5 separate regions of the Mus musculus genome follow, and all the other regions are linked to region 3. A link is a loop called in an ENCODE intact Hi-C map of the cell type or tissue named here. Cell type or tissue: gastrocnemius. All regions are shown on one strand. Each heading gives the region's core, and the rest is flanking DNA. Links, peaks and the distances in the headings are about the cores only.

The links. Peaks named below come from ENCODE experiments on the same cell type or tissue, not always from the same donor. Only the 100,000 strongest peaks of a DNase experiment are listed, where the experiment ranks them.
Region 1: a loop joins it to region 3, with 4 times the contacts of the local background. A loop is called at or near these places in 20 of 42 quality-filtered maps.
Region 2: a loop joins it to region 3, with 5 times the contacts of the local background. A loop is called at or near these places in 20 of 42 quality-filtered maps.
Region 4: it touches region 3 in a loop (8-fold over the local background); 12 of 42 quality-filtered maps call a loop at or near these places.
Region 5: a loop joins it to region 3, with 2.3 times the contacts of the local background. A loop is called at or near these places in 9 of 42 quality-filtered maps.

What each region holds. Positions count from the first base shown.
Region 1 is chr14:59,387,252-59,393,192 of GRCm38, reverse strand. It overlaps Gm45935 (predicted gene, 45935), which reads left to right. Exons shown (of 24, transcript NM_001320725.1): 15 at 42-163; 16 at 2,220-2,327; 17 at 3,794-3,924; 18 at 5,797-5,846. Phf11c (PHD finger protein 11C) reads left to right here. Exons shown (of 10, transcript NM_001164289.1): 1 at 1-163; 2 at 2,220-2,327; 3 at 3,794-3,924; 4 at 5,797-5,846. Among named protein-coding and RNA genes, the nearest start is that of Phf11c, 3.3 kb to the left of the region's middle. In gastrocnemius, for the core only: a CTCF peak has its summit at 2,860; no DNase peak of the experiment used is centred there.
Region 2 is chr14:59,464,974-59,470,914 of GRCm38, reverse strand. The region is part of intron 3 of Cab39l (calcium binding protein 39-like); the gene reads right to left. Among named protein-coding and RNA genes, the nearest start is that of Cab39l, 27 kb to the right of the region's middle. In gastrocnemius, for the core only: a CTCF peak has its summit at 2,939 (motif pointing left); no DNase peak of the experiment used is centred there.
Region 3 is chr14:59,553,451-59,559,391 of GRCm38, reverse strand. It overlaps a transcript of Cdadc1 not described here. Among named protein-coding and RNA genes, the nearest start is that of Cdadc1, 42 kb to the left of the region's middle. In gastrocnemius, for the core only: CTCF peaks have their summits at 3,025 (motif pointing right) and 5,224; a DNase peak (open chromatin) is centred at 3,033; H3K4me3 peaks cover 326 bases; H3K27ac peaks cover 904 bases.
Region 4 is chr14:59,152,366-59,158,306 of GRCm38, reverse strand. No RefSeq gene overlaps it. Among named protein-coding and RNA genes, the nearest start is that of 1700129C05Rik, 12 kb to the right of the region's middle. In gastrocnemius, for the core only: a CTCF peak has its summit at 2,551; no DNase peak of the experiment used is centred there.
Region 5 is chr14:59,401,782-59,407,722 of GRCm38, reverse strand. Gm45935 (predicted gene, 45935) reads left to right here. Exons shown (of 24, transcript NM_001320725.1): 13 at 989-1,077; 14 at 5,307-5,389. Setdb2 (SET domain, bifurcated 2) reads left to right here. Exons shown (of 14, transcript NM_001320720.1): 13 at 989-1,077; 14 at 5,307-5,714. The coding sequence ends at 5,424. Among named protein-coding and RNA genes, the nearest start is that of Phf11c, 11 kb to the right of the region's middle. In gastrocnemius, for the core only: no CTCF peak of the experiment used is centred there; no DNase peak of the experiment used is centred there.

The DNA of each region.
Region 1 (5,941 bases), core at 325-5,324, 170 kb after region 3:
CATAAAATATGTTTCTGTTTTAACCTGGTTGTTATTTATAGGTTTCTGTCAGCTTACAGAAAAGATGGAAAAAAGAACATGTGCCCTCTGCCCTGAAGGCCATGATTGGAGCGTGATATACTTTGTACCATCAGCTAATATAGCTGCTCATGAAAACTGTTTGGTAAGTTACTGGTGAATAACCTTAAAATTACTTGTGTAAGGCTAGAAAGATGGCTCAGTAGTTAAGAGCACTGGTTGTTCTTCCACAGGTTCCAGGTTCCATTCCCAGAACTTAGACTGTGGCTCACATCCACCCATAACCCCAGGCCCAGGGTATGTGATGCCTTCATCTGGCCTCTGAGGCTAGCCTAGGTCCTCTGGCTTGGCAGCAAGTGATTTTTCTTGACAAGCCACCTTACTGGCCCATCTTTCTCTATCAGCATTTTTCAGGAAGCAAATTTAATACCCATAAAATACAACATATTAATGCACTAAGGTTGCAGCTGGAACAGAATAGCAGAAACATAGAAAGGCCCTAACACCAAACCATGGGGGGGAAAGAGAGAGCTAAACCCAGAATTCCACATGCAAGTTTTAACATTTGCATTATGATTTCTAATTCTTATGCAATCCTTTGCCTGTTTAAGTATTATAATTTCCCCCATGTTTTTATGTTCTTTTTTTTTAAAGTTCATATGTAACATTAATCTTCAAATGAAAGCAGGTAGATTGTTTATATGACTCACAATAACTTCAGCTATCTGGACCTAGAGAGCTGGTAGCTCAGTTAGTAATGTGCCGAAGACATAGTGTCCATCAGTGTCCTGGCATCCATCCCCAGGACTCCTGCAATGAGCTGGACAAGACACTGTGTGCCTGTAATCCCATTAGAGGGAGGAACTTACAGGATTCTATAAGCTTGCAGGCCAGCCTGTTGAGCTGAATTTGTGAGATTTCCAGGTCCATAAAGTAAGGTAGAGAGGGGCTGGAGAGATGGCTCAGTGGTTACACCGCTCTGGCAGGTACATTTGACAGCACATAGGGGTTCATTCACAAGCGTTTGTACCTCCATTTCCTAGGATACAACACCTTCTTCTGACCTCTGCAGAACCCAGCCCACATGTGATACACAAACATACATGACAGCAAAAGAGTCATTGTTATAAAAAAAAATCTTAGAAAAGAAGGTAAAGAGCAGTGGAGAAAGACAGCCAAAGTATTCTGTCCTCTTCATGTACCCCAGCAGGTGCAAACACACACAGAGAACAAATAAATAAAATTACACAGATGCATAGAGCACACACAAACACACAAGCATGCTTATAAGACACACATATTTGATAAAATTGAAAACAAGATTGTAATTTGTGTGTGTGTGTGTGTGCGCGCACATGTATGACACTCTAGGGCTAGAGTTCACATGTGAGTTGGGTACTGGGAGCTGAATGTAGACTCTCTGGAGCACAGGAAGAGCAATGCACATGCTTAACCACAGAACCCTCTCTCCATCCTCTGAAATGCTGAAGAGGAAAGAGACTTGTGGCTGCTAAAACACACAAGGGAATTTAGAGCTAGCTGTGATCACCCATACCTGTAGTTCCATTGCTTAGAAGCTAAGGAAGTGTCCAAGGTCCAGGTAACATGGGCTGTATAGCTAGATCCTATCTATTAAAAAAAAAAGTCATAAAAGCCAGGTGTATTGGTGTATGGCTTTAGTCCCAGCACTCGGGGACAGAGACAGGGTTCTAGCCTACAGCTATGCTACAGTGAGACCCTATCTCAACAAGTCAAGAGTAGGTCTGCCATATGGTTGTGGAGGTAGGCACAGTCCTTGAAGTCTAAGAAGGAGACCTGGAAAGCCATCAGGAATGGCCTCTGTCCCTTGCTTTGGCTTCTCTGACTGCATGGCTTCAGCCATTGCCAGAGCCTGCTCTGCATTCCTAGGCAGAGAACAATGCTGCAGGAGCCACTGTCTGCCTGGGCCCAGAGTCAATAGAGATCAGTTACCCAGTACAACTGTGTCTGCAGACCGAGTTTCTCACAGGAGCCCAAGGTTCGTGTCTGTTCATCTCCTGCGCAGTGGCCAGTGCTCTGAGGCATTGTCCACTCTGCACTCCTCTGCAGCCCTTTTCGGAAGCATCTCTGACTTGTGTCGGTCAGGGCTACCTCACACTGACTCTGCGATTTTTTTTAGTTTTTGTTTTCTTTTGTTTTTGCTTTTGTTTTGCAACCTTCAGCTGTATTCATCAGGATTGGTGGAATGTGAGGCCCATAATCCATGTAAAATAGCTAGAAATGTTGATGTGAAATCAGTACTGGAAAGGATCTGGAGAGGAAGCACAATGGTAAGTTGACATGGCTTTTCTATTATAAATGATGAGTCGTGGGGTCTACATTCAAAGGATAGTGTGTTTGGAGTGGGTGGACAGATGGTTCTCAGTTAGGATTTCTTACTGCCCTTTCAGCACTGAAATAGCAATTCATAATTGCTTGAAACTCCAGCTGCAGGGCATCAGACACCCGTGCTGGCTTTCACAGACACATGCACTAACATGCTTGGTCTCTCAGACACACATAAACAGAAATAAAAATAAAAAACTGAGTCTTTCATCTCAAAATAGAGTCTATGGTGTAGCAGGGTTTGAGAAACATGTGGAGAGCTGGAAGGTGGACTGTGAGACGCTCCCTCAGCTGACGCTGTCTGCTTACAGCCAACTGTCGCACACATCAGCAGAGCAAGCTTGAGATGCTTCTGTCTGGGTGAAAACTCTCTGGTCAGACAGGGTGGACAAGTCCTTACTGTCATTCCAGCAGAGCAAACACCCATTTCCGCAGCTCAACAGCACCATCTAGGCTTTGCTTCTGCTCTCCTGCCTCAGAGCAGCTAGCTGGTCCTCCTGGTGCCTCAAAGCTGCAGGCCACAGTCAGAGCAAAAGGCTTTATCCTTCATCTGCAGTAAGATGCCTTCTGAATGCCAAGGGTGGCTGCATGTCTTTCTGCACCAGTTCTGGGTGGTTATCATTGTCAGCATCTGCCTTGGGGCTGAGGGCATAAGGGGACTCTGCAGGAAAGAAGAATGGGAAAGGCTGTCTCTCTGAGGTCCACTGGGTCTCTGGGCTTCTTTATAAAAGGCCATTTGCAGATTAGTAAACAGGTTGGCAAGTTTGAGTGTTTCATGGCTGACCACAAGCACAGTAAAGTGTTAATGACTGGAGCCACAAAATGCCTAAGCATCAGTATGTATGCCTTCATATAAAAACAGATAGGGAAATTAAATCAAGGGATCAAGAAAAACACTATGGTGTTAGTTGTGTCTTCAGTTTTTAGTTTCTATACACTGGAAACGGGTTTCATTCATTTCATATTATCCTCAGTAGCAACCCTGTAGAGCTGGTACCACTATCCCAGGGAGAAATGTCTAAGAGGAAGTCATAGAAAGTGCCAGCTGAGATGATAATCTTTAGTGTCACAGCAGGAGCTGCTCTGAACTGAGGTTCAAAGTCCCCCAAACCAACACCTTGCCTAGGGATAAAGAAGCCTGCTAGTTTCACTTTTAAGAAATCTCTCTGTTTTTCCATTTATGTGGACCATGATACAACTGTCTCTGCTGGACCTTTCATGGCTACTTATCTGCAGTTTTGCTGAAAGTTCCTCATGGGTTGCCAAGTCTAATTCCTATTTAGTGTGGGTATGTAGGCTGGGATATGCCAGAGATAGCCAGGACAAAAACACTGGCCTGCAACATTTAATGACATCCTTACATTTTAATAATGAAACAAGTATTTCCTCATTATGATCTATTCTTCTATAGATATGCTCGTTTTGTAATAATGAAGGAGCCATCGTAAGGTGTGGTGAAACATCTTGTGCCAAGAATTACCACTTATTCTGTGCCAAGGAGGACTACGCAGTTCTACAAGGTGGAGTTACAAGAACTTACAAGTAATCAAATAGCTTTCAAACTCCATGGTGGGGGGTGTGTGTGTAAGGAATGGCTAGCCTGTGACATACTTCTCAAGTTCAATTCATGCAAATGAGTTTCATGTGGGAACAGGGTTATGGGATACCAGCAGGAACTCAGCTTTACATTTCTGCACATGACAGGAAAAGAACTACTCAAGGGTTTGTTTGACTTTCTAAATCTTCTCTGTCCTCTCTTGTTCCTGGGAGAGCCTCATTCCTAATGACATCATTCATGTCCTACAAGAGACAGGAGCCAGTCCAGCTCTGTTCTTGTCTGCAACGGGAAGACACCCTCCTTCACTCACTCATCCACAGGTCATGGGTCTGTCCCCATACTATGTGGGAATGAGCTGTTGCCTTCAAGTGTTGGACCAGACGTGGAACTGAGGTTGTGGGAGCTGACAGATGGCAAGCACCTTTACCTACAGAGTCACCTCGCCAGCCCCCAGCTTGTCACTGTTTGTAAAAGTTCATTCAGTTTTGAACAGTGCTTTTTATATTTGAATTACTGAGAAACCTATAGAAGGACTTCACATTCATCATTTATGTTCACAAAGAACTCACTTTACTGACAGCCATTTTTACACACATGAACAAATGAAAGGGACTGAAGTTCCTGCTGGATATAGGTTTTATTTTTGAGACAGTATCTCACCAAGTAGACCAGGCTGGCCTTGAAATTACAGAGATAACTTAAAATTTTAAAAAGTGTAGTAACCACACTGTAAATACTTAACTCAATGTAAACAACAACAACAACAAAACAAAAACAACAACAACAAAAACCTTTTTAATTATATAATTGTTTCAGAAAGGAACAAGTGGGCTTCTCTGCAGTTTAAATTTTATTTTAAGCATTCAGGTGGATAGAGTAACTGAGACACTTCACAAGGTGCTGAGGGATACAAATATAATGAAGCTAACAATTTCTCACCAAGCTGGGGGTGGGACACAGGTGCACACTGGCTACTCTGAACACTGGCTCATGGGAGGGGCTGAAGTAGGAAGAGGCTTCACATTGACTTGAAAATTACTGACACTGGGCATGGGGAGGACACAGGAGAGAGAGTGTATCCTAATATTCTCTATACTTCCTTTTGCATTACAAAACCTCATAGGCAAGCATGGTAGTATAAGCCTAAAATCAATGTACAGAAGAAGTGAAAGTACAAACCCAAGTCCCTCTGGGAATGCAGTTGAGACTAAATGAAAGGTGGGCAGAAGTCCCAGGTCCAGAGGAGGTGACTGAGCTGGGTGCTGTTAGGAAGGGCACTGGAGTAACTGGAGGACCCTAGGTCTCATAAGAGCTAAGACAAAGGCAAGCCTGGGCAGAGAAGTCCCCTACAGCTCCTCACTCCTGTTCTCTAGCCTGCTATGCTGCCTTCTCTCTCTCTCTCTGAAGACACTCACCAAATCCAAGTGCTAGTGAAGGCCCACTCTGATCTGAAAAGTCACTCTCCACAGTGTTGCACGTGTGTCTGTGTGAACTGTGAAGATCCGCAAGATTGTGGGTGGTCAGAGTGAAGCTTCAAATCTTAGACCATAGTTTCTTAGATGCCCCTCATCACAGCCTAGGAACTAGGAGTGCTCAAAATAGTCACCCAGCATTCACACCTTCAGAGAGTGAAGTCCTCTTTCTACTGCTCAGAGGGCACAAAGACAATGGCCACCCTCACCCACACTGGATGTGGATTGACAATTTGACATGGATTGAACACATTTCTTTTAAAAAATGCATACTTCAGCCAGTGTAATTCCATCTAGCTCTAATGCCAGCTCGGGGGAGACAAAGGTTGGTGGATCTCTACAAATTAAAAGATTCAGTGATCCTTTGAAATTCTGTATTTTCAGATTATTTTGCCCAGAACATCCTCCACAACAAGAAGAGGCCACTGAAAGTGGTAAGTTTCTAAAATGAGTTTAAAGAAAGCTAATTCCTTAAGTAAAACCTGAGATAATCTAATTATTTCTTCTCAGTTGTAATTTTTAGGAAGCA
Region 2 (5,941 bases), core at 487-5,486, 89 kb after region 3:
AAATGCTCAGCTGTGTCTGCCTACATGCCAACACATTCCTCACCATTAGGATAATAGATTAAACCTCAGAAACTGTCAGCAAACCCCAATTAAAAATAGTTCTTTTACCAGAGTTGCCATCATCATGACGTCTCGTCACAGCAATAGAACACCAAGACACACATGAAAAAGCAAAAATGAAGAAACATCAGTATATGTGGTCCACACACAAGGGTGGAAATGCTTTTCTTTTGGCAGGCACTATGGGTGTTCCTGTCTTAGATCTTTCCAATAGAGCCAGTAAGATGTGCAGACACAGCAGAGCATGTGCACGTGTGTGTTTAGGTCTCTTGAGTGTGGTTCAGTGGAGTGGTTTCTATATATATGTAGTGCTTCTGACTTATGAAACTTCCCCAAAGCACAAAAGATACCTCCTTATTCTCGTCATTCCCCAATAAACCAATCACACTACATACAATAAGCTTATTATACTCAAAACAAATATTGAAAAAAATTTTCAGTATTTTTCCCATCCTTAATAGCAGAAATTACTGTATTACTTTACCTTCATAAAATAAACATACATGCATATATTACACTATGAGATACACAAAAGATGTGCTGGACACACAGAATTTTCTAAAATGAGTAAAAACAAACCTTTGCTTTTAAAGTAATATATATATGTCTTTCTTCTCCCCACCATCTTTCTAAAATTTAATTTAATTTTTAATCAAGACTTTAATTTTTAATTAGGTATATGTGTAGGCCTGTGTGTAGTTATGTACACATGAGTGCAAGTGTTATGGAGAATAGAGGGAGTGGTAAGTCCCCCAAAGCTAAAGTTAAAGGTGATTGTGAGCTGCCTGACATGGATGCTCTTAATTCCTGGGCCTCTCTTTAGCAGCTTCGTACTGTCTTTTACACTCTCACTTTCTGTTCTTGTTCTATTTCAATATTTTTCCCCTCCTTAAACACCAGAACGTAGGTATAAACAACCATGGATTTCCCTTCAGCTGATATGCAACTGCACAGGATTTAGTCCTCAATAGCCTTAGAGAAGAAAGGAGCCACAGAGCAAAGGACCTGCTGGCTGCCCTTTCTGGAGGACTGCTGCGGTGCCATGTGTGGAGATACCTGTAGATTTTTTTTCTTCTCATTTCCATTTCAGGAAGACTTAACTGCATGGCCTTGGAAGTTGCTAAAGATACTCAATTTGGCTTTCATAAAATCAGAGCACGTAGGAACTTCTAAAGGATGAATGCTTTGGGAATATTCCAGATGTGCCTTATCACTAATTATTAATTCAAGGCCAAACATAATAACAGAATAACAGAATTCATCTGCTCTGGTTTCTCTTGTTTCACTCCCCATCTGTGTTGGCTACTCTAGGGAAAGAAAAAGGTGAGTAACAAATCAAGGAATATCCCCATTTTTTATATATATATATATATATTTTTTTTTTTTTTTGAGACAGGGTTTCTCTGTGTAGCCCTGGCTGTCCTGGAACTCACTCTGTAGACCAGGCTGGGCTCGAACTCAGAAATCTGCCTGCCTCTGCTTCCCAAGTGCTGGGATTAAAGGGGTGCACCACCACTGCTCGGCTAAAATTATTGATGATTTTATTTATTTACATTTCAAATGTTGTCCCCTTCCTTGTCTCCCCACTGGAAACTCCCCATCCCATTTCCCCTCCCTTTTGCTTCTAAGAGGATGCACCGCTACGCACCCACCCACTCCAGCCTCACGCCACTAGCATCTTCCTTCACTGCTGTAACAGGTTTCAACAGAACTAAGTGTCTCCCCTCCCACTGATGTCAGATGAGGCAATCCTCTGCTACATATGTAGTGGGAGCCATGGACCAACCCATGTATACTCTTTGGTTGGTGGTTTAGTCCCTGGGAGCTCTGAAGGGTGTGGTTAGTTGATATTGTTCTTCCTATGAGGTTGCAATCCCTTTCTGTATCTTTAGTCCTTCCCCTAATTCCTCCATTGGGGTCCCCAGGCTCAGTAATGATTGGCTGTGATTATCTGCATCTGTATTAGTCAGGTGCAGGCAGAGCCTCTATATCAGGCTCCTGTCAGCAGGCACTTCTTGGCATTAGCAATAGTGTCAGGGTTTGGTGTCTGCAGATGGAATGGATCCCAAGGTGGGACAGTCTCTGGATGGCCTTTCCTTCAGTCTCTGCTCCATTTTTGTCCCTGCATTTCCTTTAGACAGGAACAATTCTGGGTTAAAATTTTTGAGATGGGTGGGTGGCCCCATCTCTCCAGTGGGGGCCATGTTATCTACTGGAGGTGGTCTCTTCAGGTTCTATCTCCCTTCAGGTGGGTATTTCAGCTAATGTCATCCCCACTGAGTCCTGGGAGCCTCTTGCATCCCTGGCGTCTGGGACTTCCTAGTGGTTCCCTCACCCTGGTCCCCAACCTCCCACTCCCACTGTATTTCTATTCATTCTCCTGGCACTCTGGACTTCTCTCCTGTCTCTTCTCATACTTGATCCTGCCCCCACTTTTTTCCCTCTCCTTCCCTTCTCCCATCCATGTTCCTCCCTCCCTCTACCTCCCGTGATTATTTTGTTTATTATTTTGTTTGCAGAGTACTATGGATAAAATGCTATAATGATTCTCTTTCCTCAGTTTTTAATTAGATTCCCTTGCGTTTCTTTGAGCCTTAATTGGCAACTTCATCTAAGGACATGAGTCTACAGCTTCCTTAAGGTTGGAACTTCATGTTTTCACAAGTGGATCTGCAAAACCCACTCACCAATCATCCACTAATGACCTCAAAGTTACATATATTTTAGAAGTATTTGTTCTGAAGTTGGAAGGATGGCTCAGTGACTAAGAACACTGACTGCTCTTCAAGAGGACACATTTCAATTTCTAGCACTCAGAAGTCAGCTCACAAATCCTCTGCAATTCCAATCTTAGGGATCTTATGCCCTCTTCTGGCCTTTGCAAGCACTGTATGCAAGTGGTGCAAAGACATACATAAGCAGACACTCATTCACATGAAATGAAATAAAATAAAATACAATCTTTGTTCTAACAGCATGTTCCTTGTTCTGTTTAAGCTGCTACAATGGAATACAAAGATATTTCTATCGTGTTTCTGAAGGATGTAAAGTGTATGATCAAGGACATAACAGATTCACTGATTCCTAGTTCACAGAGGTCAATCTGATCCCCTTATTTTTAACATAATAGAGAGTTAAGCAAGCTATTCACAAGGGCTCAAGTCTTAAAACTTATCACTTCAAATACCATCTCCCTGAACTTTAGGTTTCAACATAGGAATTTACAGGTACATACTGATCTATTGTATCACTTAACTTAGCTACCAATATTAGTATCATTCTACTGAATAACAATTGTCCCCATTTATACATTAAAAACACAAGAGTTTAAGATGTATTAGCTCATGGTTTCTAAGAACTAGGAATCCCAGAGTATCAGGAGAATTATTCTGGCTAGGGTTGTTTCTCAAGTCATATGGCTTTCATAAACTGAGACTATATTGACTGGGTCAATATTTAGGCACACAGCATCAGGAATCATGCATTTTGTCAGTCCTCTTTCTCCTTCCAATCTACTGTCTCTGTACTCTACTCCTCCATTTCTCTTTCACCCTGTAACTTTCTAAAAGGCAAAGGGACCCTATTTCTCTAGGGTGCCAGTGCTACCTATTCCTTCAGCATTTTAGCCCCAAACTGGTTTTCCACCATTCTCCAAGGCCATTAGAGTGTCTCTTGACCTCTTGATAAGTCTAGTTCATGAACTTTCAGTACACATCCAAAAGTAACAATTGCTATGTGATCTCTCTATGCCAGGTACCATGCTAGCTGCTTTCAGCTAAATTACTAATCCTCATCAATGCTGAAAGATACAATTCTACTATCCAGGGAATACACCTGTAAATTTTGCTATCTATTCCTCAACGTTAAGGCTATAACTGAATGGTACCTAAGATTCACTGGAGAAATGTAACTTCATTTCCTAAGGTTGATTTTATAAAATGATTTAGGTTGTTTCTTTTTATCATATATCACATATATTCTGTACGTAAATTTTTGTTCATATTTAAATTTCCATTAAGAAGATTCATGTATGAATTTGGCTTGGAAGCCATCTTTCCATCTAGATTTCCATTCTCTTCCCTTCCTAGCTTTAATTTGGGGCACTCTTGATTCATTCACATTTCACACCACCTCCACCCACCTCCTCTCTCCTTTCCTGTGACATCAGTTCATAGCTCAGTTTTCACTTTCCACCTACACTGTAGGATCTTTCTCTCAAGTCTTTATCCAACAAACTATAGCATCTGCCTCAAAGTCTCTCCTAATTTAAACTTGGTAAGTTTCAGAATGCCTAAACAAACTGAACGCTATAATTTAAATATATGATTCATTAACATTAACTAACTAACTAATTAATTAATTAACTAATTAATTAATTAATGCATTTACTTCAATGCCAACTCAACAGAAAAGCACTTTCAAGCACCAGCAAGATTGCTTTGAAGGTAAAGATGCCACCACCAAGCTTGAAGGTCTGGGTCCCATCCCCTGAGCTAAGTGGCAGAAACAGAACAAAAGATAGAAGTTATTCTCTGACCTCCACACGTTTATACAGCTAACCCCCCCCCACACACACACACACAAGTTGTTGGTCAAGAAATAAAAGCATTCCAAGCCATAAAGGATATTCCATTGCCCTTGATTGCCCTCCAGCTCTTGAAGATAAAACCCTAGTGTTGAAGATACCATACACTCAGGACGCAGGACTTGGAAGAACTGAGCCAGAACTGCTCTAGAAGCCTCCACCCTGGAGGTCTTGCTCTCATGATACATGGAAAGGACCAGTCAGTAGTCTCGCCCAGCTGTAAGATCTATGAACCATAGCAGTGTTTGGACTGGAAGCTATTTCCAGTCACTCAAGAGAGGTACTTTTAGCTTGTGAGTAAACAGTTGTTGTCTAACTGTACTAAATAAAGCCCACTCAATGGGAGGGACAATACCAACTGACATTCCAACGTGAGTAGGGACTTTCTACAAAGTTCTACTAGTTGAGCAATGGCTGCTTAGAGAGAATCTGTTTCCTCTGGTACCAGCTCCTGCAAAGATTGTCCAATCCCAAGTGCTCAGCCACAGACACATATACAAAAGAACAAAGCCAAATGAACTTAGTAGACTATATACATGTATGTGTACTAAAGCCAATAGCATACATATGTAACAATAATAAAGAGGTCATGAACTTGAGGAGGGAAACGGGAGGAGTCAGAGTGGGGAGAGATGGAAAGAGTCAAGCAGATGTAGTTCTCATGTATAAAGTTGCTCAAAAAATAAAAATGAAAACAAAAGTGACTAAACAGGGTTATGGTTGGGGACATAGCTCAGCAATAAAGAGTTTGCCCAATACAAGGGAGGTTCTAGGATCCATCTTCACCAAGGAAAGAGAAAGGCAGGGAAAGGGAAGAACGATGATAGGAGGAGAGGGTTATTGACATAGTTATAAATAAACTTAGCAATGGCAATTCTCAATGTAAAAACGTAACTTAGAAATTTGTAATACACACAAACACACACACATGCTCACAAACACATGTACATGCACTGTTACACAGCACACTTATAGAGGTACACATGCATACATACACTTGTACACACACATATTTACAGACATCCCTCCCTCCCATTTACACACTAATAAAAATAATACTAAAACTTAAAAAAGGTCTGGATTCACCTATCAGATAATCTATATGATTAAAACATCTGTACATGCAACCTTTGTCTCTACAGCCTTATGAACTATAGCTTCCAATATACTTCTGAACCCATTAAAATTAATAGAACCAATCTGAATCAACATCAGTCATGAATAAGGAGAATGTATCATCCATTATACTAACATGAATTCTTTTTTGTTTGTTTGGTACCTGAAGACTGAGGCCTG
Region 3 (5,941 bases), core at 456-5,455:
CACCAAGTTGGCGGTGTCTGTCTTTTGTTGTCAGTTCTGGAGTGAGGAAATGTTATGCATATCTCCCTAGGAATAGTGTCTCACAACCACCTCCCTTGAGACAGGGTCTCTAATTGGCTGAAGCTCATAAATTAGGCTAGGCTGGCTAGCCTTAGGGATCCCTCTGTGTCTGCCATGCCAGTGCTGAGACTATCGGCATGCACCCTTATGCCTGGTATCTTTACATGGGTTCTGATCTTTACCAACTGAGCCAAGGATTTTCTAAAGTCAGGCATGTTTTATTAGTTAGCAGAGTAAAGTTTTGATGGCACTGGCACATTGCATTCAAGTGGACCACTGACATCAGCTAGTTGTGGGTTAGTTATCTGCAGGGGACTAGAGGTGTTTTGGGTGTAATCATTTCCACTACTGGGGCTCATCCTGGGCATTTCCTGGAGTGTAGCCACACCCACCTAGATGTCCTTGCATCAACCGGAAACTTCAAGAACAGCAGCACCCTTATACTGAGTGGTGTGCTTGGTGGATGGCCCTTGTTCAAAAGGCAGTGAATGGATCCCTATTGTGGAAAATATTATGTGGGGGTTTCTACCCCACTTTAGATGATTTATTTCCCAAATAGAAGATGTGAAACCTTTATATTTATATAATAAGCCTTAAAGCACTAGAGCTGGGCAGATATCAGCCCTCGATGCTATTTTGTCTACTTTCCTGTCGATAACCCCAAGACATTAATTGTCATGTTCTTGGGCTTCTCTTTCTCTAATAGGCCAGCCCTCAAGGCCATGTGCTCACAATCTACCTACCCCATGGCACCTTCTTCCTTCTTTCCCTTAGTGGTATCTCCTCAGACCCAGAGTCCAGGAACTGAAATCCTGCTTACCTTTCATCTGCCCAGGTAGGCTGGTGGCATCTTATTTTAGTTTTAAGTTAAGGAGCAAGGTTTGCACAACAAAAGCTGCATATGTGAGAATTCACTGTCTTGGAGTGACCAGACTTTGGGATATAGAATTTGGTACTGCAATACATAGCAACAGACCAAACCTCAACAGATCCCCCCAACCCATCTGTGCAGCCATCTTTCTGGGTCTTCTCTAGGTGTGGCCGGTCACTCAGACTGGGCTCTGAGGCCATGATAAGGAAGAATTCACACCTCTCTTAAAACAGATGTCTTTACCAAACTGTTATTTTTGTGAAATAGCCTCACCCCAGCCATTCCCTCCTCTGTGTCATTGGTCCTTCAGCAGGGACACAGACCTCTTTGTCTCATTCTCCACCACATGATTACCCATCAGCATTTGAAGTTAGCCATTGTGTGCTAGCATCCCACGACAGCCTCCCACTCATTTTGGAGGCTCCCTGTGATGCTGAGGTCTGCAGTGACTGTAAAGGATTTGCCACACCAGGGCTTTAATTTCACCAAAGTCAGGGTAAGTTCCAACTTAGACAAGGAGATGGAGCCTCAGAATAACTGGTTTAATCATTGTTTGATAATAATTGACAGGATAACACCTAAACCTACTGCTCTAAATTCCTGATCTTCCCGGAAGTCATGACTTTTGTCCAACCTCTCTCTGGTGTCACCTTTCTTCTCATGTAGAACTGTTTCCTATGTGAGAAACATTGATGGCCCCAAATTTTAGCTTTCCTGTTTTCACACTTGCTTTAGTCACTGTTACATTACTGTGAAGAGACACCATTACCAGGGCAGCTCTTATAAAGGAAAACACTTCGTTGGGGCTGGCTTACAGTTTCAGATGGCAACAGGCCATGGTGCTAGAGAAGTAGCCGATAGTTACATCCGGATCCACAGGCAGAGAGAGAGAGAGAGGAGAGAGAGAGAGAGAGAGAGAGAGAGAGAGAGAGAGAGAGAGAGAGAGAGAGAGAGAGAGAGGAGACAGACAAAGAGACAAAGGCATAGAGACAGAGACAGAGGCAGGACCTAACATGGACTTTTGAAACCTCAAAGCAGACCTCCAGTTTCTCCAACAAGGGCACACCTCCTAGCCCTTCTCAGATAGGGCCACTCCCTGATGACCAAGCATTCAAATATATGCATTTCACCTACTGGCCTAGAAAGTTGTCCTGGGTATGAAGTTGCTGTGCTTTGGGGAACTTGTTTTGTGACACTTCCTCAACTTTCAACAAAGTGAAGGTCACCGTATCGCAATCCTTTCCTTCCTTGGACACATGGGCTGGCTTCCTCAGCACCTGCACCTTCACTCACAAAGCAATAGCTTGGGAAACGTTTCCTACTCCTAATGGCCAAGCCCTCCTGGGTCTCCACAGCCTTTACCCCTGGACATCTAATCCTCTCACTCACGTCTGGAGACTGCTGCCGCCAAGTTCTTGTTCCCACAGCTGTGGTCCAGTGCTGACTCTACCCCACCCCCACTCCCCAGCTCCCTCTCACACCCACTCAGTCTCTTGCTTTATGTCTCTCTTGGGAGCCCAAGTCTTCTCTGACACCCAGAGGGCCAGTTCCCAGCTCCCACAGAGTAAATGGCCACTGGGCAGTTCCTTCAGAAGGGTCTGGCCACTGGCTAGAAAGAGACAGTGTACGGGAGTGACCCCGGTCTAGATGCGAAGATACCTGCAAGAGTCCAAGTGTAAGGTGACGTCGCCTGACAAGCATCAGGCCACCCAGAAGCCCTTGTTAGAGTAGCCCCAAAGAATTAGAAACTTGCAAGTTTAGGGTTTTCAACTCTATTTCTATCTTTAGTTTTTATAGTGCTGTGGAGGAACTCAGGGCCTCTGGCAGGCCAGCAAGTACTAAGCTACAACCCCTGCTTAGGAATTTTGTTTGAGGACTTAAAATGGGACTGTGGTTCTGACCCGTGGATATATTTAACCCAATCTTGCAGCGTGATAAGCACCTTGTCAATTTTGCTCCTAATGAGTAGGCCCGGTAGACTCCTGACAGGCAGTCACTTGATCAGTGATTTAGTTTCAGCCTAGCCACACAGATCTGTTAACTAAGAGTCCCCCAGTACTCCAATAAAGATAGCATTGTTTATTTCAGCCAGCAGGGGGCAGCATGTCCCAGAAGTTGAAGGAGGGGCCTTTTGGAAGAGAAACTGATTTGTGCAGGGTTACACCAGGATTCTGAATTGAGGAAAAGAAAGGCAAGGCACAGTTCTGTCCAAACCCCAGACCCGTGAGAGCCTGTAACCCACTGACAGGCAGCTGCATCGTGAGCTCCGAGGTCTCGAGTCCTCAGGAGCCGTGGGGATGAAGTCACCAGGATCGACCGATTCTAAAGTCAGCCGATCAAGACACGTGAGGGTGGAGCATGAGGTGTGCTGTTACTGAGATGTAGGATGGAGGAAGGTGAGGCCTGTAGGAGGTAAAAGAAGACAGCGCTGTGACAGGAGGCTGCCTCTGGGTTGGGATGTGGCTCAGTTAATAAGAGTACTTCCCTAACATGCATGAGGCTTTAGGTTCAATCCTCAGCACTGCCGACAGGTGTCAAGAAGCGAGGGTCAGAAGTTTATAGTTGCATTAAGCTACACAGAGCATCTGAGACCAGCTTGGGATACATAAGACTGTCAAAAAAGAAAGGCTGTAGCTGGGTAGATTTGTGTGTGTCTGATGCACATAGGACCCGAACCACTGCAGAAGGTGACCTGCTGCATCTGGCAATCTCAGAGCCCCGAAGGCCTGGAAAGAGGACCTCAGGAGGTGGGAGGGCAGCAAGGGTGAGCTGTGGGGCTCCTCCAGCCGAAAAGAGAGAACACTCCATGCTGACTCACTTAAACAAGTGTCCAGGGACAGAAGCAGGGCTTGGGCTGGGCGAGGTGCAGAAGGGAAGGGTTTTAACTTGGGCTGCACTGAACGAATTAAAACGCGAATGAGACACTGATGCCTAATGCAACCAAGGCAAACAGGGCTTTGAAACAGGACATCTGTCTGTGTGTCCTGGGGCCAGAGTGGCAGTGTGGGTATCAGAAGTCGGGAGGTTCTGAGGTTTGGACAGGAAGTGTCTCTTAAAAACTCAGGTGGCAGGCTTGCAGTGGCAGGTAGGACTTTCTCCTGGAAATGACTGGATCATGGGGTGCTGATATCTCATCAATGGGTTCATCCATGGATGGGGTCATGACAGGCTGGTGCAAACTGTAGGAGGAAGTGCCTGTGGAAGGAAGTAGGTCACTGAGGGAGGCGCGCCCGGGAAAGATTTATTGTGCGTCTTTACCCTACCCCGACCCCACACAATCTCTCTCTGCTTCCTGGTGACTGTGAGGGAAGCCATTTCCTTTCATCACATTTCTGCCTCACTGTGACATACCTAAACGCACAGGGCCAGACAGAGCAGGCCACAGTAACCGTTTCCTCCTTCCTGTTGTTTTCCTCAGTCATTTAGTGACAGCGAGGGAAAGTTACTAACACAGTCTGTCACCTGGAGGCATGGCCCATTGGTTTAAAATCAAGAGTTTGGGATTATGGTCAAGGATTAAAATGTGCCTGTTGCCCGAGAGTCAGGAGGAGAGACCTCTAAAACATGATGTGTCTAGAATGTGTCTCGCCCAGGAAGGCCTTCTAAAGAGGAGCCAAGAAGAGAATCAGACTCACTTAGAGGGTGGAGAAGCAAGGAAACAATGCAGGAACAGAGAACTTTCCCTAGTGCTGCTGGGACGGCATCAGAGAATAGCAAACCTCAGAAAGATGAGCAACCATTCACATTCCAGGTGTGCTCACAAGGAGAGGATCATGGGTGGGCACCAACACTTCTGTATACTCTGTTGACTTAGAGGTACACCAGACTCTGCTGGGGTTGTCTGGTACAGTGCATGGAATAATATGTAGCATGAAGATTCACGACGAATAGCATCAGATAACACAGAAAGCACCCAAGAGATAACAGGGGTCACAAGGCAGCGATGCAGCTCAGTGGTAGAGCTTGTGTAGTCTGTGCAACCCCGGTGTCAGTCCCTCTGCAGACAAAGCACAGTGAGTCTGTGGCAACAATTTGAACAGTTTTATTACGATTTCACACACTAGCTGGTTTGCCCATTTAAATGAATACTTCAACAATTTTAGTGTGTTAATTTGCGGATATGTGCAAGCACTGCCATAATTAGTTCAAAAATTCCCGTCACCTCAATGAGAACTCTCCGCCTTTAGCTGTCTCTCCACATAGCCGTCTCACATTCCTCCCTCAAGCCTGGAGCTTTCTGTCTCTAGACTTCTCTGTGTTGGACTTTGTATGTGAACAGCACCATCTAGTGTGTAGCCATGATGTGAATGGTTCTTCCAACTAGTTGAGATTCAACTACAGAAGGAGTGCATTGTTTGTTTTGTCCTAGTCAGGTTGGTTTTTATTTTATCTTATTTTCTTTCTTTGTTCCTTTTTTTTTCTTAGATAGCTGTTTGTTTTCGAATGGGGGGGGGGAAGATGTGGATTTTGGAGTATGGGAAGGTGGGGAGGAGCTGGGAGGAGCTAGAGAATGAAATCATAATTATAATATATGATAAAAATCTATTTCCAATTTAAAAAAAAAAGTCGAAAGCTTAGGTCATGGGCTCTGCCTTTGTGCGTGGCCGTGATGCTGTTGTTTGGCCTCTGTTACCCTGTGTTGGTGCAGTGAGGTCCGTATCAGATGCTGCTGGCTCAGTGATGGACACCCCAGCCTCTAGAACCAGGAGCTGATGCTTTTCTGCTCCTCTTGCATGGCTGGAGCTCATCTGTTCTGTTTCAGCAGCAGCAGATGGGCGAACAGTGGCCTTTTGTGCCTGGCTTCTTTCACTTAGCGCAGACTCACACCGTGTGGAATGGGTCGGTGCATCATTTATGTCTGCAGCTGGAAAGTTTGTGTGGCTACAGTAAATTTTGTCCACTTACCAATAGATTGCCCTCTTTGGAGACTTCATCAGGATGCCTCGATAAACATTTCCTCGTGTGAGTTCCTGTGTGGGATGTCTTCATTTCTCTCAAGTGTACATCTGG
Region 4 (5,941 bases), core at 273-5,272, 400 kb after region 3:
GAGTATAGACATACATTTTTCTCAGCCTACTTTAATAAGCATTCAACCCCCCCTCTATCCCACCAAAGGAAAAGTTATTAGGATACAGGGGAAGTAGACCTGCTTAGAAATAGTTCTCTGGGGGTGAGTCCAATCTTCGTTGTCAGGATATCAGCAGTTAGTCCAGTAGAAAACACCAAATATGAAGCAGCAGCTACAGTCCAGGCCTCTCAGCAGACACCACATATGAACCAGCAGCTGCAATTCAGTCCTCTTTGAAGACACCACACATGGACCAGCAAGGGAAGTTCAATCCAAAAGAAACCAGAAGGCCTACCAACTGGCACAAGGCCACAGAAATAGTAAGAAGCCACAGGAACCTCACGAGAAGTTCCTTGTGGAGTTTCTCCCTATGTTGTCACCACAAGTGAGTTCAACAATTCAATGTAAGGCAAACTAGTACATGTGTGCTGTTAGCGAAGAATAGCAAGGCAGAGTAAAGCGAACCAATGCTTGAGCTCCTACTGTCTGGTGGTCATATTTATATTCTTTCTAAACATCACATATCCTTTCATATATTTGCTTTAGCAAAACATCATTTGACATAACTGATTTTTCCAAAGAAACCAGAAGTTTCCACTTCAGTTTCCACTGAAGGTGAGTCTATTTTTGTTGGAAATTTCACCTTCCCATCATCAGAAATGGTACAAAGAAGAGAATGAAATCACCAAGGTGATAGCTCTCCTTGATCATTTCCTTCCTGTATCAATAGCAGGTCCTGCATTCGTCTTGAGGTTACAAGATAGACCACAACTGCCACACCCACTCCAGTGGAGTCTGCAAGACAAGTCCAAAAGCTTGGCTGCAGTCCTGAGGCAAAAAAGTTGCACAGAAATGAGTCTCCTGGAGGTCCTTGGCATCCCATAATATGAATGTGGTCCAGATTTGTCCTTGTGATAGTCTGTGGAGGGTTTTGCATGCCTTCTTTCAGTATAGTTTTATTATAGGAGCTCCCAAGGAATGATTTGACAAATAGCCAAGTTAGATTGGACATTGCTTCCTGGCTTCCACCAGTGTCCCAACATCCTAGTTAATCATTGAGCCGACCTTGGGCTTTGAATTTCGTAAGAATGCTACTTGTTCAGATGAAATGCCTCCAGTGTTGATAGATAGTGAAAGAAATCAGGCATTGCAATTTACTGGATAAGAGTTAGAAATCCCAGGGCAAGTTCAACAAAGTAAACTTAGAATTCTCATTAGAGTCATGTATGGCAGACTACATTACATAATAATAGAAAGAAGGTGGGTTGTGGTTTAAGAAGGAACTAGAGTAAATACTACAGGGGAACGCCAGGGCCAAAAAGTGGGAGTGTGTGGGTAGGGGAGTGGGGGGGAAGGGTATGGGGGACTTTTGGCATAGCATTGGAAATGTAAATGAGGAAAATACCTAATAAAAATATTAAAAAAAAGAAAAAAAAAGAATAACAGCTGAGTCACTCCCATACACAGGAATTTACAATGGCTTAGGAAGAAGGTGGGGTATACAATAGACTAGAATTGGAACTACCGTTAGGTCTTCTAAGTATTAGCTGACTTTAGATAGGGTTGATTTTTTATCTCAGTTGTAAACAGTGCCTGGCTCCTGCCAATTTTCATGGATGCATTTTTCTTTTTTGTTTAGAGTCATTATGCATCAGATGACCTTAATGTATCTTGGCTGATGTATTACCTAACTTCCTTGTTTTCTTCTGTAATGACTATATAAGTCTGATGTTTACTTTGAAAGATTACACTCACAGGAGACAGCCAACTCTACTTGGCCGCTATCTCTTGGTAAGGAACTCCATAAAACCCCAACTATGAAGCTAAAATATGGAGATGGAAAATTAGTGTCAGAAGAAGCATTGGGGCAGAAACTTTTTATGGAATACCCAAAAGATGCATGGTCCAGGAAAGCAATAGTTTATTTCAAATAAATGAGAAGCACATACTGGGTCAACATGAATAAGATAATTTTATTAACTTCAACCTGTCTAGTGTATATGGCTACCAATATTTACCCACAGGGAGCTGCTGGCATCTAACACCTTGTCCTACTGAATCCTTAACAATATTTCCCCAGGTAACAATACTTCCCCTGGAAACTAACATCTGAATTCACCTCATTCCTGGAAACCAACATCTTCCCTCACCTAGGATGAGCTGACCAAAGGCTCTACCCACTATAATCTGAGTACCCTACCCATCCCTGCATCTATGATTTTCCCCTCCTTCCCTAGACACCGTAAGCACTTTAAGGAAGGAAGCATATATTCTCTGTCCCTTTCAGGGCATCATTCAAGCATTGTATGTAAGACCTGGCAGCAGGTTAAGACACATCTGGCAGGAAAGGAGGGACAGCATGAACTGAGGCTCTGCAGCCTGTCTAGCATGCTCACCCAGACAGCACAGAGTAAACAGCTAGAGGGACAGAACTGTAAAGTTTCAAGAGCAACCTCCAGACTTCCCTTTTCCATGCAGGATTCACCAGTTAAGGTTTCCAAACTGTTTTCAAATAGCACCACCAAGTGTTCTAGTTGAGGCAAAGGCAGCACTACCAAATTCCCTGAAAGAACGAAACCCTTTTATCATACAAAAGTGTAACATTTATGCTCCAGTGTACAAAAAATCAGTTAGGTTCACTAATATATCAGCAATTGGCAGTAGGAAAGTTTTTCAATGTATTGGCGTAGGTCTTAAAATTGTTGACTGATGACAATCATCATGATAATTATTAAGATGGCATATACTGTTGTTTTACAACCCCATGCCCACAAACTGAAAAAAGCATTTATATAGCCATTAGGGTGAAAAACAAGGGGTTTGTTGTACTGAAAACTGAAGAATGTCAACTTTGTGTCCAAATCTCAATGCCCACGTCTTGTAATGTTCTCAAGTAAAATAAGCAGTAAATATTTTTATGTCTCTAGAAGTCCCACAGCAGCTTTGTGTGCACTGTTCTGGTGTTTCTGGGTCTTGTCATTTTTGTGTGTGGCTGCTCACCTGTTGAGTATTGGCTTCTTTGGGTAATGTATGACTTTGTATATGCCTACATGTGTGCACATGTATATAGAGGACTTGACAGCTTCTACAATTGTTCTTATTTTTCGTGATAAAAATTTTATTGGACCTGGAACCCACCAACATGTCTACACTGGCTTGCCACTATGATCTAGGAATCCTTCTGTCTTGATCTCTATCCTCATTCCCAGCACTGAGCTTAAATAGGTGAGCACAGCCTTGCCTGAATTTATCATGGGGGATAGGGATTGGGACCAAGACTCTTTATCCTGTGTGGCAACTTCTCTATACAATAAGCCACCTTCCCAATGTCCACTTAAATCTTATTTGACAAAAATTGAATGTTTGTCATATATGATGTTTTGAAATGTGTATATATATATAAATAGCTCAATGGGCTAGAAAGATGGCTCAGTTATTAAGAGCATTTGTTGCTCTTCCAGAAGACCCAGGTTCAACCCAGTATCCACTGGGTGGCTCATAACCATCTATAATTTCAGTCCCAGGACATTTGATACCCTCTCTTGACCTGTTCAGTCACAGATATATCTGCAGCCATAAAGGTTTAAAAATGTAACTTAATTGCCTTAACAAACATAAGAATTACTTCACATACCTATCCTTTTTGGTGTGTAATAAGAACACTTTAAATCTACCACTGACGTTATGAAAGAAAGCATACACTCCAAATTAAGGAATCATCAGAGAGCTCTTCTTATTCATCACAACTCAGACCAAATACTTTGACCAACAACCTACCAAATAAGTAACCAGTAACCCAAATTGCCATCTACCAACAGCCTGGTGTACAAGAACTGTCACTACTCAGGCCCTGGTCTTCAAAACGAGTCTTCAAGTCACATCCGTGTTACTCAGAATCAATAAAAACCATTCTGTACTGAGTTTTGTTTATTAAGTATTTTGCACAAATGGATGCTGTCAGTGTTTAGACTCCATTAGTTATGCAATTATAAACACCTTACTTACTGTAATTAGTTTTAATTACTATAATTAATTCAGAATGTCTCAGTCTCCACTGAATGGGAATAGGATTCTAGACAGTCTGTGGTATCTTAGAGTCACCTGAACAATGACAGAGACCTTGAAACCAGCCATCCCTCACTGAGACATGCTACCCTGTACTTACCAGATTATAGATTTTCTCCTTCTGTATTTGAGAACCATCATTTCCTTCTTCAAAATGTATCTGCATGTTTTTTCACTTTTATCTAAACTTTAATGGCTCTTTTCAAATCACTCATTCTCCTGAGTTTTCCTTTCTTTTCCCTCTTCTCAGGCTTTCCCCGTCTCTCTCCATTACTTTTTACCACTCTCCCTGGCATCTTTTCCCAACATTTTCCATTTGCAAGAGGTACTCTTAGTAGAGTTGAGAGAGCCTTTTGAGATCTCCAGATATATGTGACCATCCACATCTATTCTCAAAGGCTACAACAAGCTCAAGGGTTTCAATGCCTGTGGGTCACGACAATTGAAAAATACATATTTCCAATAATCTTAGGAATTCCCAAACATAAATTTATTTTCATTGCTACTTCATAACTGTAGTTTTGGTACTGAGCAGTGTCTCAGTTCCTAAGACCATTGAAAATATGTGTTTTCCAATGGTCGTGACCTACAGGTGGAGAACTGCTGCCTCAGAGGAAGCTGAAAGAGGCCTCTCAGCCACACTGTATTTTGTCTGGTGGAACTATAGCTCCAAGACTACAAGGCATTTCCATGTGCTAAGGCCTACATATCTTAGACACAACCTGACCATTGCCATTCTGTAAAATGAATTATTTTTATTATAAATGTATGTATAAATGTATAATTATTGTAAATTAATCCAGCAGCTGTATTTCTTTACCTTTGCTAGTCCTCTGTAGGCTTTGCTTTTTCAAAACCTACTTCAATTATGGCTCTTTAACACTTCAACCTCTAGCCCACCACCCACTAGAGGTAGGGTAAATGAAAGGTAAATAGGAAACAGGGGTTATGGACCTGTTTAGAAATAGTTCTTTGTGGTGACCCCAGTCTTCACCGTCAGCAGTCCAGTCTACTAGCAAAGCACCAAACATGAATCAGTAGCAGCTTCTTGATCCAGAAGAAACCACAAGGCTCCACCAATTGGCACAAGTCTGTAGAAGCAGCACAAAGCACCTGGAGTACCATCAGAAATTCTTTGGTATGTTTCTCTCTACAATGCCATGACAAGCAAAGATCATTGAAGAGTTGGGGGACTGAAGTGATGACTCAACAGTTAAAAGCACTGCCTGGGCTTTCAGAAGCCCTGAGTTCAGTTCCTAACAACCACATGGTGGCTCACAATCGTGTGTAATGGAACCTGATTCCCTCTTTTGGTGTATCTGAAGAGAGAAACAGTCTACTCACATACACAAAATAAATAAATCTTTTAAAAAAGTTGCAAAGTGAACCAATGCAAGAGCATCATACACTGTCTGTTGGGTTATATTTATACTCATTCCAAACATCAGGTGTCCTCTCAAGTGTCTGCTCCAGCAAAACGTCGCATGCCCTTTCACCAGACAGCTTCCAGTAAAATGTCCATTCTCAGCGAAGTATCCTATTATAATACAGCTTCCAGAAAAAGATCACAGGACACAACTGAGTCTCCAACAAAACTAGAAATCCCCACGTCAGTCTCCAATAACCAAGACTAAGATTTATTAAAATTGCCTTGAACAAAATACTGAGCAATTATTATTCCATTCTAAACCTCCAACCTAGTCAGACTTCCTCCCAGACAATATCTCCATATTACTTGCATTTTTGGGGGTACTTTTTTTTGGTCCAGCTCTCTTTTCCTGATGCTTCCTTGGCCTCTTCTCCTGGTCTCCTCCTTCATTCCTGTCTATTTCTCCTCCTCTCTGAGAATTGGAAG
Region 5 (5,941 bases), core at 419-5,418, 150 kb after region 3:
TATAGCTTATTCACTTTGAGTGCATGGTAGCGACCTACCTGCACATGTGTTTGGGAGCCTGGGGTCAATCATGGGCATTGTTGCTTTAGTGCTATCCCCTTTGGTTTTTTAAAACAAGGCGATCCATTGGCCTGTATTTCACTAATCAGTCTGGGCTGTCGGCCAGCAAGCCCCAAGGATCATCCTGCCTCTACTGCTCTGGTCCGCATATGAGCATGAGCCACCACACCTGGATGTTTCACAAGGGGTCTGGAGATGGAGCTCAGGGCTCCATGCTTGCATAACAAGTACTTTGTTGACTGAGCTTTCTCTTATATTTAAACTTACAATACTATCCTGAAGTTTATTCTGTATCAGTACACGGGAGTTCCTGGTCCTCTCCTATTTTATACTCATATATGTTGTATGTGGGGGAGGGGATACACACATGCATGTGTGGAAGCTAGGGAATAACTTGGAGATTTGGTTCTCCCCTTTTTGCCATGTAAGTTCCGACTCAGATTATCCAGCTGGTTGGTAAATGGCTTTCCCCACTGAGCCATCTCACTGGGCCTGATTCTTCTTGTTAGCATGTGTCTCCCTTTACGCTGCATAGAATTCCATTTTGTCATTTTTTAGCTAGTTCCCAATAGGCAGGTATTAAGTTTACTTCCAAATGTGTCCTGGTTAAAAAACAATATTTATCAACAATCTTACACATAAATATCTGCGCAGATGGTCCTATACACAACATTTTAAATATAGTGTTGATGAGTCAGGAGATAAATGTGTTCATAATAAATAGCAATCCCCATTTGGGAGTTCTATGTTGACATTCTGTCAGCATGTCTGAATGGCTATACTAAATTGGTTCTTGCTATTAACTACATGGCTAAGAACTGTGGGAGATTGCATATTACTTAAACTGAGAAGGACAAAATCAGTGAGATGTGTAAGAAACAAGGATGCTATGTCTAACCTCTGGTTTTTGTTTTGTTTTGTTTAACAGCATAGTTGCTGTCCAAATCTCTGGGTGCAGAATGTTTTTGTAGAAACACATGACAGGAATTTCCCATTGGTGGCCTTCTTCACCAACAGGTTTGTGATTTATTTTGCTTATACAATTTAATTCTGTAGCTGTAGCTTTTAAGATAGTAAATATGAAAAGATGCAACATAACCCCAAACATCTGGTATCATAAAATAGTCAGTTTACCTAAATTGTTAACTAGTCAGTAAAAATTTAAAGGGTTGGAATTAATACTTTTTTTTTAGATATTTTCTTCATTTACATTTCCATCCATTTGCCTAAGAATTTCATAAATTCATTGTTTTTAATTGCTGAGTAGTACTCCATTGTGTAAATGTACCACATTTTCTGTATTAATTCCTCTGTTGACGGACATCTGAGTTCTTCCCAGCTTCTGGCTATTATAAATGAGGCTGCTATGAACATAGTGGAGCATGTGTCCTTATTACAAGTTGGAACATCTTCTGGGTATATGCCCAGGAGAGGTATTGCGGGATCTTCCGGTAGTACTATGTCCAATTTTCTGAGGAACCGCCAGACTGATTTCCAGAGTTGTTGTACCAGCTTGCAATCCCACGAACAATGGAGGAGTGTTCTTCTTTCTCCACATCCTCACCAGCATCTGCTGTCACCTGAATTTTTTATCTTAGCCATTCTGACTGGTATGAGGTGGAATCTCAGGGTTGTTTTGATTTGCATTTCCCTGATGATTAAGGATGTTGAGCATTGTTTCAGGTGTTTCTCAGCCATCTCAGAATCCTCTGCATCTGAGATTTTCTCTTCTATCTCTTGTATTCTGTTGGTGATGCTCACATCTATGGCTCCTGATTTCTTTCCTAGGGTTTCTGTCTCCAGAGTTATCTCCCTTTGGGTTTTCTTTATTGGTTCTACTTCCATTTTTAGACCTTGAATAGTTTTGTTCAATTTCATCACCTGTTTGGTTGTGTTTTCCTGTAATTCTTTAAGGGATTTTTGTGTTTCTTCTTTAAGGACTTTTACCTGTTTAGCATTTTCCTGTAATTCTTTAGGGATTTTTGTTCTTCCTCTTTAAGGCCTTCTACCTGTTTAGCCGTGTTCTCTTGTATTTCTTTGAGTTATTAATGTCTTTCTTAAAATCCTCACCAGGCGGTGGTGACACATGCCTTTAATCCCAGCACTTGAGAGGCAGAGGCAGGCGGATTTCTGAGTTCGAGGCCAGCCTGGTCTACAGTGTGAGTTCCAGGACAGCCAGGGCTACACAGAGAAACCCTGTCTGGAAAACAAAACAAAACGAAACCAAAACCAACCAAACAAACAAAAAACAAAACAAAACAAAAAACCCTCTACCAGAATCATGAGATATGATTTTAAATCGGAATCTTTTCAGGGGTGTTGGGGTATCCAGGACTTGCTGTGGTGCTGGGTTCTGGTGATGCTGAGTGGTCTTGGTTTCTGTTAGTAAGATTGTTACGTTTGCCTTTCGCCATTTGGTAATCTCTGGCGTTAGCTGTTATAGTTCTCTCTGGTTGGAGCTTGTTCTTCCTGTGATTCTCTTAGCCTCTGTCAGCACTCCTGGGAGTCCAACTTTCTTCTGAGTCTCAGTGGTCAGAGCACTCTCTGCAGGCAAGTGCCCAGAGGTCTGGAGCTCAGCTCTGCCTCCTGGCTAAAGATGAAGGCCGGAGAAGGACCCTGTCCCAGAAGCTATATTGCTACTGCTGCCCACGTGCTCTCCTGTGAAGACTGGTCTCTTTGGGACCCAGGATACAAGATGGTTACAGAGTTAGTTTTTATTGTGCATACTCATGAACAATATAGCATACAATATGCGTAAAAATAACCTTTTGGGGGGTAGGGTATAGAGGACTTTCGGGATAGCATTTGAAATGTAAATGAAGAAAATATCTAATAAAAAATTGAAAAAAATAACCTTTTCCATATGTAGTCTTATAATTTGACTTCTAAATATAAACATTTAATTTTACACCAGTTAATTATATATGTTGTAGAAAGCAGAGAGAGTCATTTAGCTTTGTGGGTTTTTTGTGACAGGGTTTTGCTGTTTATTCTTTGTAGAGTTGATACTCAATACATAATCCAGAACGTTTTTTGTTGTTGTTGATTTGCTTTTTGTTAGTCTGTTTTCAAGACAGGGTTTCTTTGTAGACTTGCCCTTGAACCCAGATCCTCCGGTCTCTTCCTCCCAAGTGCTGGGATTAAAAGCATGGGCTACCACCACCAGGCTGGCCATGAACTTTTAGTCCTCCTCCCTTAACCTCCTGAATGCTGGGATTACTAGTGTGTACCACCAGGTGTGGCTAAGTGATTAGCTCTTTAACTTGCTTTTCTGTACCCTCCCAACCATCAGTCAAGTAATCCACTCTGTTTTCCCCCACATATTTCTCTCAGTTGCTTCTCAGTTGCTCTGTGGGTCCCTCTGCATAGACCCCTGTTACTTTTCTGATTATATAGTTTTTGTTTTGGTTTGGTTTTAATTTCGTTGTTGTTGTTTGTTTTTGAGATAGGATCTCACTTTGTAGCTCTGGCTGGCTTGCAACTCATAGAGATCAACCCACCTCTGCTTCCCAAGTGTTGGGCTTGAGCCACACCTAGACCTTTACTTTTATTTAGGATAATGTTTTTTATCTACTTCAGATTTACTCCCAGTCTCACATAAGGTTTTACTAATCTTTAGAATTATTTACAAGTATTAGTAAGTAAATATAAGAGAGTTACATTTATAAAGAAACACAGGTGTGGACATGTGTTGGACAGCACTGTTAAAAGTGAAGTAGCTGTAGGGTAGGGACATTAGAACACCCAACACACACAAAGCAGTGGCTTTGACCACCAGCACAGCCAGAAAGAGTGGACGAGTATTGCAAAGTTAAGGTGTAGTCAGTGCTTTGAGACAGCATGCCAGACATTGCTATGGAGATTATGCATTAAGACAAATGACAAGTGATTGACTTTGTTTTAGGACACTGGTCATCAAATACATATGGCAACTACACTTGAATTTCTAGGAAAGGGCAAGCACCAACTATTATGAAAGAGGTCGATGTTATGAGATCCTGTTCTGTCACATGATATTCATAGCCAGGTGGAAAGGTCTGAGGAAACCAGTGGAGCTGACCATGTACCTACACAGGGAACACGTCTTGGACAGCTAGGTGCCATGTCATTCAGGCCCACAGTGTTTTTACATACACCATGCTCATAGTTGCATCCATAGAAAGAAGGTAGACATATACCTCCGTTCAAATAGCACGTTTTATTTAGCAACTTACTGCAGGTTGCTCCTGGGTCTGAACAGAGTTGTCTCTTGACTTTCAAGTCTCTTAGAGATGGGATAACCAGCTCACAGCTCAACGCAACAATGAGTTGAAATTCAGAGAGGTGTTAGAAATGATCACAAGCAAAACCATACTGGATAAGAAGTGACCAATTTCTATGGTTCTTAAAAATGTGGGAGAAAAATACAAGAAGAAAAATATTAAGGAAAAAGATAGCAGATGGTTTTGATTCACAAAGTCATTGCTAAAACACCCAAAGGAAACCATTTATATCCTAAAGTAAAATAGCAATTGAAAAAGAAAGCTATCAGGGCTGGAGAGATGGCTCAGTGGTTAAGGGCACTGACCGCTCTTCCAAGGGTCCTGAGTTCAATTCCTAGCAACCACATGGTGGCTCACAACCATCTGTAATGGGATCTGATGCCCTCTTCTGGTGTGTCTGAAGACAGCTACAGTGTACTCACGTAAATAAAATAAATAAATCTGAAAAAGAAAAAAAACAAAAACAAAAACAAAAACCGGGCAGTGGTGGTACACGCCTTTATAAAGATCCCAGCACTTGGGAGGCAGAGGCAGGTGGATTTCTGAGTTTGAGGCCAGCCTGGTCTACAGAGTGAGTTTTAGGACAGCCAGGGCTACACAGAGAAACCCTGTCTCGAAAAACCAAGAAAAAAAGGAAAGAAAGAAAGAAAAAAAGAAAGCTGTCCCACAGAAGAAATTAGCTCATGCCCTGTATCTTCTTTAAAGTCAGAATTACCCCATTTGCTTGTGTGCCACAGTCTTGATGTTTGCAAAACTCCGTTCCACATGGATATTCCTTCTTACATAGGATTTTGGGAGACTTGAAATAAAAATCAAATGACTAACTTTTAATAAAGATTATTTTGAATGGTGGACAGTGTGGAGAGAAAATAGATTGACTTTAGGATGGCTGACTTTGTTAATATGAAAATTGTAATATTCAAGGTTAATTGTTGTGGAATAGTTTAGTATGATTTACGATTCTTTTTTGTTTCTACTCTGTAGGTATGTGAAAGCAAGGACAGAACTAACGTGGGATTATGGTTATGAAGCTGGGGCCACGCCTGCAAAGGAAATCCTCTGCCAATGTGGGTTTAATAAGTGTCGGAAAAAATTAATATAACTTTATATCTGATATCCATCCGTGAACTGAGCTGCTCAATGTATAACAATATCAGTTGTCAAAGAGATTATGGTTAATACTTCTGTTTCCTTTGTTCAGGGTATTGATGTTTTATGTCTAATTTTGTATCTTAGGTTAGAAGCAAAATAAGGGCACTCATCAAGTATCACAGTGTTATTACAGTTAATTAACTTTACATGAGTAGAATATAAATAATATATTTTATGTACATATCATTGTATAATTTGTAACTTTTGTATTTTATATATTAATATAAAATTATACTAGAATTTGTTTTTGTGATTATTATTTATAATTTATGCTCCAAAGGACCAACTTTTATATCTTTAACCTACAAACCTGATGTTAAATTCCTGACAATTCATTGACTATTGAGAACTATGAATGATGGGCTGGAGTCTAGACACTGTAGGAGTTGCTTTATACACAGTAATTGAAAGTAATCTTTATTGGGACGTAAACCCATGGCCTCCTTCGTGTAGGTACTCACCCTACC